Linked DNA regions of Homo sapiens: region 1 is linked to region 2. Evidence: chromatin contacts called from ENCODE Hi-C or POLR2A ChIA-PET data. All regions are on one chromosome and are shown on one strand. Each heading gives the region's core, a stretch centred on a gene start or an enhancer-like site at or near the end of the contact. The rest is flanking DNA. Distances are from core to core; before and after follow the strand shown.

Region 1 (4,596 bases), core at 1,687-4,186, 280 kb before region 2:
GCTGCAGTGCAGCTATGATTGCACCACTGTCCTCCAGCCTGGGTGACAGAGAAAGACTGTCTTAAAAAAAATAAAATAAAATAAAAAAGGTATTTAAGACTTCTAGGAAGAGACTAGCTGATTAATTCAAATTAGGTACTCTCCAATAAAGCATTTGAATTTGTATGATGAGTTCAGAGTCTTTAAAAACTTAAAAAAAAAAAAAAAAAGCCTGGCAAATAAGTGAATAGAAACTGTTGCTAATTTGTTCACCAGGCCTTTTCCCTGAGAAATATAAACTGTTGTCACTTTATGTCCTTATTCATCACTTCAAATTGTTTGTTTTCCTGAACATTTACCACTAATATGGAATTTCAAAACTGTTGGGTTGAAAGATCAATAGAAGAGTATTTGAAATGTATTTTGTGAAATCAAATGTTGGTACGTGATGGACGGACATATGCTTATTTTAATAGTTTTTAAAATAATCAAGTATTTACTAAGTGCCAGGCACAAGCCTAGGTGCTATGAATACCTGTTGGTGTTCAGGAACTACATGGTCCTTGGTCCTCTCCCTCATGAAACTTATACTCAAGTAGGAAGTAGACAAGATAATGTGAAATAGTAACAAATGCTGTGAATCTAACACAGTAATAAAATAGAATGTGTCTAGAACTGGGTTCTCTTAGGTAAGGATGGTCAGAGGGGTTATTAAAGTAGGTGACATTTTAGCTGAGACCAGGAGTGATAAGAAGGAGCCAAATTGGGTAGAAAATTGCTTTCTGCAAAAGCAGTAGAAAGTACAAAGAATTTTCAGGCAAGAGTGAGTAAGGGTTTGTATGAGTTTGGAAACGAATTGTTTGAAGTGAAAAGAAGTAGGCAAGATGCATATTGCATAAGGCATAGGGCCATGTTAAACAATATTTGGTTACGCTGGATGTTTCTGTTGCACTCTGAATGGTTAGCCATTTCATGAACTGAATTTCAGCAAGGTGATTGACTTTTTAAAAATAAATCTTTTTCAGATCAGGTATTTGGATCCAATCTCGCTAATCTGTGTCAGAGAGAGAATGGCACAGTACCAAAGTTTGTGAAGTTATGTATTGAACATGTTGAAGAACATGGTAAGAGAAGGATTTTGATTTTTTTTTTTAACATTAAGCAAACCAGCTTCTTGTTTTGCCATCAAAATTCCTAGAATTTTTATGATTTTGAGTGATGCAAACAGAAGTTCCTTATAGTCCTAAGATGTTAAGAAAATAATTTTGTTTACAAATACTTACATGTTTACACCTGTTTCAAATTAAGATCTCTCCAGGCATCTGCTGAATGTTTGGTACTCACAGTTAATTAAGTATATGCTATTCTTTGATGCCATTTCATTTAAGCATTTGCTTAAAATGAAGAAGGTAGTGATTGTGAAATTGAGCTTGTTTTTAAGAAATAATTTGACAATGTATAAGATCCGAGGAGATTGTGTTTACTTACTAAGTTTCTTCTGTCCTAAAAATCAGATGACATTTTAAATGGTTAAGTCAACCACAAATGTCTCACGAGATAAAAATTTTTATGTCATTTTCTGTAAAATAGGACAAACTAATTTCTATTGTGATTAATTTAAACATAGCTATAATATTTATACTAGTTTTATATACATTAGTATATTGTAATCACATTAACTTATCTCTGTATATCATGAAAGAGATTTTGTACAATTAAAACACATAATTCAATTTGTAATTTCTGCCAGTTACAGATCTCTTGTCCCACTGACTCTTCTTGTCAACATGGCAATAGGGATACTACACTATTGTCTTAATTTGAAGCTAAATGAATAGTACATTCAATAATGTGCTTTAGTAAATTTGTACATTATTATCATTTAATGAATACCTGAAATTTCGGGGCTTAATTGTATGAATTTCAGATGATTCTGTTTCACATATAAAAGAAAATAATAAATTATAGCAAATTATGTATTGTTTTTATAGAACCATTAATTTAGTGGTTATATTAAGTTTACTTATTACAAACACTTAATATGACAGATGCCTTCAATAAAGTTTTTACAATATGTGCATTTACATTATAAAATGGTATGCAAAATATGCATGGGCTGATTTTACCTGCTGACTTCCTTTAATTTTGAATTATCCCCAGATGTTTTCAGAAATTTGAAATTGTTAGTGTTTTAAGATTAATGAAACCATTTCCTTGAGCTGATTCACAGTCTATATGATGAGCAGAGTAGAATTACTGCTGTTTATTAAACAGAATTCAGAGCGAATCTCCATCTCTCTCCCCTGCCAAGCATCTACCAGAAGCCATTTAGAGAAAAAGAATATTTGCCCATTTGATTTTAGGCTAATGCAAATGAGTGGGAATTCTGACACATGCAAACGTGTTCAGAAGAGGCAAAGAAGTACTTTAAACACACACACACACAAATTATTATTGTCTCTTAGGTTTGGATATTGATGGGATATACAGAGTAAGTGGCAACCTCGCAGTGATCCAGAAACTAAGGTTTGCAGTCAATCATGGTAAGATTATATTTACTGTTGTTATTCAGATGCATCACTCATAACTTTTTGAACTGGCTTAAAGTAATTTTTTAAAATGTCCAATTCCTGCTGTTTTTCAGATGAGAAATTGGACTTGAATGACAGTAAATGGGAAGATATTCATGTCATTACTGGAGCCCTCAAAATGTTTTTTCGAGAATTACCAGAACCTCTTTTTACATTTAATCATTTTAATGATTTTGTTAATGCAATTAGTAAGTATGTAATTCTACTCAGTTTTTTCTAGATATTGAAAATTCTTTGCACAGATTAAGCCACCCAATTTTTTTTATCTTACTTTAAGCAAGTATTTTCAACAGATTGTTTTACTCCAAACATTTTAAATGTGACCACCAGATGTCACTGTGTATTACCAAATATCAGCTTCCAAACTGTGACATTGCTTTCAGTTTCATAAGAATTTGCTGTAAAATATCTGGTTATTATCTTTTTTCAGAGCAAGAACCAAGACAGCGAGTCGCTGCTGTTAAGGACCTAATCAGACAGTTGCCAAAGCCAAACCAAGACACAATGCAGATTCTTTTCCGACATCTCAGAAGGTAGGAGGACTGCCCAGTCATGGGATGTGGTATAGCACAAGGGGAAGCGGGAAGGCCTGTGGGGCCAGGGTCACTCAGACTCAGATTTGGATCCCAGCTATGCTACTTGCTGTCTTTGTAACTTGAAAAAGTTACTCAACTCCTTTTAGTATCAGTCTGTCATGGGTAAATGATTTGCTATGAAGAATACAGTAAAGTAGGTATTATATGTGAAGTATTTATGTAATGCTTAGCACATAGTAGGTGTTCAGAAATTGTTGCTAAGGTTAATATGAAGATGAGATTGGATATTAATTGAGGTGTATTAAGTTACCGTCATGGTTCTAGGTTACTACATAGCCACTTTAATAACCAAGTTCTTTCATCTGATAGAAAGTACACTAGAATACTAAAACAAAAAATCCCAGCTAGAGAGAGTTTTTTTTTTTTAAAGAAATTACATAAAATGAGTAAAATGGAAAGTTTAATCTCCACACCCTAATGAGATTTTTTTCCCATCAACTTAATGGAGCAGTCACTGTTACCTGAATTGTAACTCATACTTAAATGTTCTATTTTAAAAACTAAGCTAAAATATCACACATTTTAAGTTTGTTAGAGTATGCTTAATTGTATCTTTCAGCTGTGTTTATCAAAAAGAAAGCTTCACATGGCATTTAGACAGAATTCTACTTGGTTAAATAGTTTATGCATCACCTTAGGAAAATAAGTATTACTTCTCTTTTTAAAATGCAAACTGTTAGGTTTATAATACCATTTGAAGAATTTTCCCTCTCTCTTATTTTCTCTTTTAACAACTTCTTTTTTTCCCTTCAGAGTTATAGAAAATGGAGAGAAAAATCGAATGACCTATCAGAGTATAGCAATTGTTTTTGGTCCCACTCTATTAAAACCAGAAAAAGAGACTGGTAATATAGCAGTTCATACTGTGTACCAGAATCAGATTGTAGAATTAATTCTTCTGGAACTGAGTTCCATCTTCGGACGTTGATTCTTACTGAAGACAACCTGTGGAATAGAAGCTGGATTCCATCAGATTTCAAATGTTTATACACAATGTATTTTATTTTTTGGACCAAGCAGTGACTCTTTGATTTTGCACTTTTTTTTTGAGGGATCAGAAGGGAAGGGGAGAGTCGAGATGTGTGTTAGGCCCTCATATTTGCTGCTTTGTTGCAAGTTGATATAACTGCGTGTAATTATGAATTCATTTTATCCTGAATGTTTGCATTTCATACTCTGAATTTCAGTAAAAATCAAAACTTAAAATTCTAACCAGTCATATACACTGGATAATTTGGTAAGAAAACTGTATTTTTTTTCCCTGAAATTGGATAATGTACTTTCTTCTCAAGATTCATGACTTGATAGAACAATACTTTCAGTTATGTTGCAAAGGCTCTTGGGCATTTTAAACAAAATGAAGTATATCCATTTTGAAACCTGTGTATTTCTTTTTCGGGGTTTCTGCATGCAGTGGCAGTCTTAAGTGC
Region 2 (4,830 bases), core at 909-3,408:
TCAGATCTGTAACTTACATACATGAATACAGGAACAAATTGGCACAAAATGTTAAACATTGTTCCCAACACTGTTTATAGAAGTTAATCCTAATTTGGCTTACTAAGGAAATGAGAGTTGTATGGTTAGGCTGATTTCTTAATAAAACTGCAGAGCATCATGCTATTAGTCACACAGTGAATTTCAAAATTTAAGTTTTATATTAAAAACTGGGTAAAGGTAAAATGACTTGATTGTAGTTGTAAAACTAATACATTCCCATTTAAGTTCTGTTCTACAGTCCAAGGCAAGTATAAATGTTAACATAACACTGTTAAATCAAATCTCAATGCAGGAGAACCAATTGCATCTCTACTTTAAATCTTATCAACTTTCCAAATTTTCATACTAAAATATATTATTGTATTAATACAAACTACAGTATTATACACTACACTGTGTAATAAATAAAGAAATATAAAAATAAGACACATAAATATAAAAGTTTTCTAAAACTAAAAGTACATATGTCAGTAAGAAGGGTATTAATACTGCCAGGTTTGAAGACATACAGTACAAAAATGTTGCACAGATCTATAAACTAAAAGAAATAAAATAATACTGATAGGTAAAAATCAGCTAATGTTGTTAATAAATTGGGTCCATAATAACTAACATTTGGAAACAGTTATGAGCCAAATAACAATAGCATGTCCATGTCTGAAATGCAAGTACATGGATAAAGCAGATTAGAAAATTTCCCTTTCGTTTCTGTAGAGAAATTCTGAAAATCAATCAACATAAAATCAATACCGAGGAATTGAAGGATGAAATGTCCCAGTGTTTCAGTTTCTCTGACAGAGTCAGTGGTTTTAAGTTTTATTTGGGAATTTTGATACAAGAGACAAATCAACAAATGCTAGTTATTGTAGGCCACACATTGGATGAAGGCGGGTTAGAGCCTTGAAAATACTGAGAAATGGCACTTACAGCACACAGGTCTTGCTTAAGGCCAAAGGAGATACAAAGCTTCATGTCATATCCTTCATATGTTACCACATATTCAAACACAATCACAAACACTGATTCTGATGATTTTGCTGTCCTTATCAGATTAACATTGTTAGTCCCTGCAATCAGAACTCAATGGCAATCTTTTGAACTCCATTTTAAACCACGTGAGTAAGAAACTTCAGTTCTTCTATCAGCTGCTTTCTTAAGGCTAACAATACACTTTAAATGATAATACGCTCTACTAAGACATCTAAATATTAGAAATTACTACCTTCTAGACTGAATTTATAAAAGGTAGTTAGCACGGGTTGGAACTACATTATACTTCTCTGTGAAGGGAATTTTGTAGTGCAGAAGTTCTCACATTTTAAAAAACATAATAAAATACTGAAGCGGATTTAGCATATGTTTACCAATAAAAAATTATAAAATTTCTCCCAATTGTACAGCTTAAGAATAAACCAACATAAGAGTGATAATACTGATAAGATAAAACAATGCCAGATGCATATCTAATTAATCAGCTTCCTTTAACCTCTTGTATTGTTGCTCTCTGAGTCATTAAGGTTTTCTAATCTGCTGCATGTTACAAACTTGTTCCTAACTTTGAAAACTGCATGAAAAATTACTAGGTCTGAGGTTCAGGCACACCCGGATTTATTTTGTGTGTGTGTGTGTGTGTGTGTGTGTGTGTGTGTGTGTGTTTTGTATTTTGTATTTTTTTAGTTTTTACTTTACACAGTAGTGAACAGGAATCACAGCATACAGGTTACTGTGTTTCCATGAAAAGCAAGGATAATATTGAACGAAATTCATTATCAATTAGAATTTATTTTCCTTCTAGAAAAACGATTAGGCTTCATTTGTCTTTTCTTCAGACACTTGCTCACTACTCTCGCCTACTTTTTGTCCTAAGCTGCTTGCTTGACTTTCAGCCCTGTCATCCTTCATCAGACCTTCAGTTTTTGCTTCTTCTCCCTCATTCTCTGCCTCTTCTACCTCTTCTTCTTCCACTTCTTCCTCCTCCTCCTCCTCTTCCTCATCCCCTTGTGGTTTTTCACATTCTTTTTCTTCCTGCAATTCTTCCATCTCTTTATCCTCCTCCTCTTCCTCTTTTTCACTGTCTTCATCCTCTTCCCTTGTCAAACTCTCTCTCTCGTCCGAGTCGCCCTGTGAGGGAGACGCCCTGGCACCCACGTGCTCATTCGAGAGGATTTCAGGCCCTGCCTCTTCCTGCTCTGTGCTGTCACGTTCTTCCGCTTCTCTCTTACAGTAGGAGTAGCGATGATTCATGTGTTGAGAATAAGACCCAGAGTGTGAGAAGCGCTTTCCACATTTGTCACATTGATAGGGCTTTTCTCCAGAATGTAATCGCATGTGTTCAATCAAATGATGTTTGTGTTTAAATGCCTTTTTACAGATTCCACACTCATGAGGTCTTTTACCTGCAAAATAAGAATTCTGTTAAATAAAATGGTGGTATTCAGCAAATAAAATCCTTATACGGTTTTTGGGGTACTTCATGTTGTAGAAAGGGGAGGGTTATTAGTTTCATTTTTAAAACATTTCCAGGTCCCAAACTCTTTGTAATATAATATTGCAATTTGGTTTGTTCTTTACATTAAAAAACGTAGTGCTCTACACTCTGCTGTGCAGATGATTAGGTCAATGGGAGCTACATGACATTGAAATGCCAAAAATACAAGCATCATGACAGCGAGGTGGAAAATGGGCCAAGTGCAGCTGGGAGGAGATGTCTGGTAGTGAACGAGCACAGTGAGGGCAGACAGGGACAGACTTGCTGCTCACCTTGTGTTCATTATCACTACAAGGTCCCTTTTTAGTCATTTTGTTTTCCTAGTCACAAGCTCTGCTCCCAGTGAAATTTTAATGTTTACTATACACTTTTTATATACGATAAAACTCATAAATATACAGTATATATACTGAGCTTCTTTAGAAAACCACAGCCATTGTAGTATCTCAGACTTTTTTGCCCCCTAAGAAACAAGTTTTGGCCCGTGAGGGCAATATTGCCCCTCCTGAGAACGCATGGGCTACAGGAGTGTTGCTGCCCAGACATGAAAAGGACTGGCAACAACTGATCATAGTCAGGATCGATAATGTCCAATTTCAGAGCTATCAAGCAGTTAACACTAACAAATGCAGAAATGATTTTTAATTTTAGAAATAGTGTAGTTTTTCATATATATTTTTCACTTTGATATTTGCTAATATTTAACTTTGCCTGAAGAGGAAGGGGATTTTCTAACTCTTCTTAGATCTCTGAAAACCAGAGGACTGAGTTACAAGGGGCTGATTTTGAGAGGTGTGACTTTCTCTTATGTAACCAGTTTTTAGCTCCAAGAACCTTCCAAGTGTCACTGTATGAATCCACAGATTGAAGAAGGAAAAACAATTCTATCTTTTCTCACAAGAGTAAAAAATACACTGAAACAGTTAAGAATATGAAAGATAAATATGGATACTGTAGTCATAATGGCTGGTAGTGGGGGCAGGGAAGAGCAGGTAGGGGATTAAAGAGCTCAGGATAAACCCAGCCCCTTCTACAGCAACCCATGTTAGAGAGAGACACAGGAGTGTGCTGGAGCCAGTTTGTACTGGCTGGAGAGAGTCTACTGCTAAATTTTCAGGAATTCTGCAAGCTGACATCACATTCAAGCTCGAAATCCACCATGATGGGAGTATTTATGCCACAAAAAGCTGCAAACACTACAAATCAGGGCTTCCCCACCCTTCAGAGAACCAGGTGTTAAAATTTATCAGTACTTCACTGATGGAAGGAATGAAATAGGCCAGGAGTTGGCAACTATTTTCTGTAAAGGGTAGTGAGTATTAAAGGCTTTGCAGGCCAAATGGTCTCTGTAGTAGCTTCTCAATCCTGCCATTGTAGAACAGCATGAAAGCTGACATAGACAAAATGTAAATGAATAGGCGATGCTGTCTTCCAACTAATTTTATTTACGGATGCTGATATTTGACTTTCACATAATTTTCATCAGTCATAAATATTCTTTTCATCTTTTCCAATCATTTAAAAATGTAAAAACAAAATCAAAAACTACCATTCTTACCTCATAGAAAAACATGCGTATGCTCACATTTGGCCTGTGAGCTATAGTTTGCCATCCCTGAGTCAACCTAAGGAGGCATATTTTGTGGCAGAATTACAGGATCTCAGAATTACAGGATCTTAGAATCTTCTAGTCCAACCTCTTAGGCAGAACTTCTTACTTAAAACAAAAGATCTTGACTTGCCAGGACAGCTTGCCGCATGCTTATGAAGCAGCTTTTTCTTTTATGAAGCCAGATCCTGTCTCCCTATGACTTTAGCCCACTGGTCTCATATTTTTTATTAATGGGTACTATGTACTATGTTTTTATTAATATAGCATAAGCTTGCATTAAATGAATGCGGACAGAATAAATGCTGTGTCAGCTTAAAGGAAATAAGTCATGAAAAAAACAAAAAAACAGATGAAGCAAAAAACCAAAAGAAAGGCACAGACCTTAAGTACTAGGTAGAAGTGGGCAAACAGGTGAAAATGGCCAGATCAGATAAGTAAAAAATAAGAAAATTAATTCTGGGTCAAGCGTGGTGGCTCATGCCTGTAATACCAGCACTTTGGGAGGCCGAGGTGGGTAGATGGCTCGAGCTCATTAGTTCAAGACCAGCCTGGGCAACATGGCAAAACCCGTCTATATCAAAATTGGCCAGGTGTGGTGGTATGTGCCTATAGTCCCAGCTACTCAGGAGGCTGAGATGAAAGGATGGCTTGAGCCCGGGAGGCGGAGGTTGCAGTGAGCCGAGATTGA

What was found. A loop is a pair of places that touch in the nucleus more often than their neighbours do. ChIA-PET counts read pairs that join two places held with the same protein, here RNA polymerase II (POLR2A). Pooled maps may share reads with other maps.
Region 1: a map of IMR-90 shows a loop between it and region 2 (5-fold over the local background). The contact joins two enhancer-like sites. A Hi-C loop is called at or near these places in 3 of 168 maps with a recorded cell type or tissue (IMR-90, ascending aorta and endothelial cell of umbilical vein) and 9 of 50 pooled maps. POLR2A ChIA-PET finds 5 or more read pairs at or near these places in 1 of 52 experiments (activated T-cell).

The regions. Positions count from the first base shown.
Region 1 is chr10:31,807,156-31,811,751 of GRCh38, reverse strand. It overlaps ARHGAP12 (Rho GTPase activating protein 12), which reads left to right. Exons shown (of 20, transcript NM_018287.7): 16 at 1,005-1,103; 17 at 2,445-2,522; 18 at 2,624-2,758; 19 at 3,001-3,103; 20 at 3,920-4,596. The coding sequence ends at 4,094. Among named protein-coding and RNA genes, the nearest start is that of MACORIS, 100 kb to the right of the region's middle. Within about 2 kb of position 2,936, at least 16 of the 41 ENCODE cell types and tissues checked have a DNase peak (open chromatin) inside an H3K27ac peak, as active enhancers do.
Region 2 is chr10:31,524,280-31,529,109 of GRCh38, reverse strand. ZEB1 (zinc finger E-box binding homeobox 1) reads right to left here. Exons shown (of 9, transcript NM_001174096.2): 9 at 1-2,438. The coding sequence ends at 1,846. Among named protein-coding and RNA genes, the nearest start is that of MACORIS, 180 kb to the left of the region's middle. Within about 2 kb of position 2,158, at least 2 of the 41 ENCODE cell types and tissues checked have a DNase peak (open chromatin) inside an H3K27ac peak, as active enhancers do.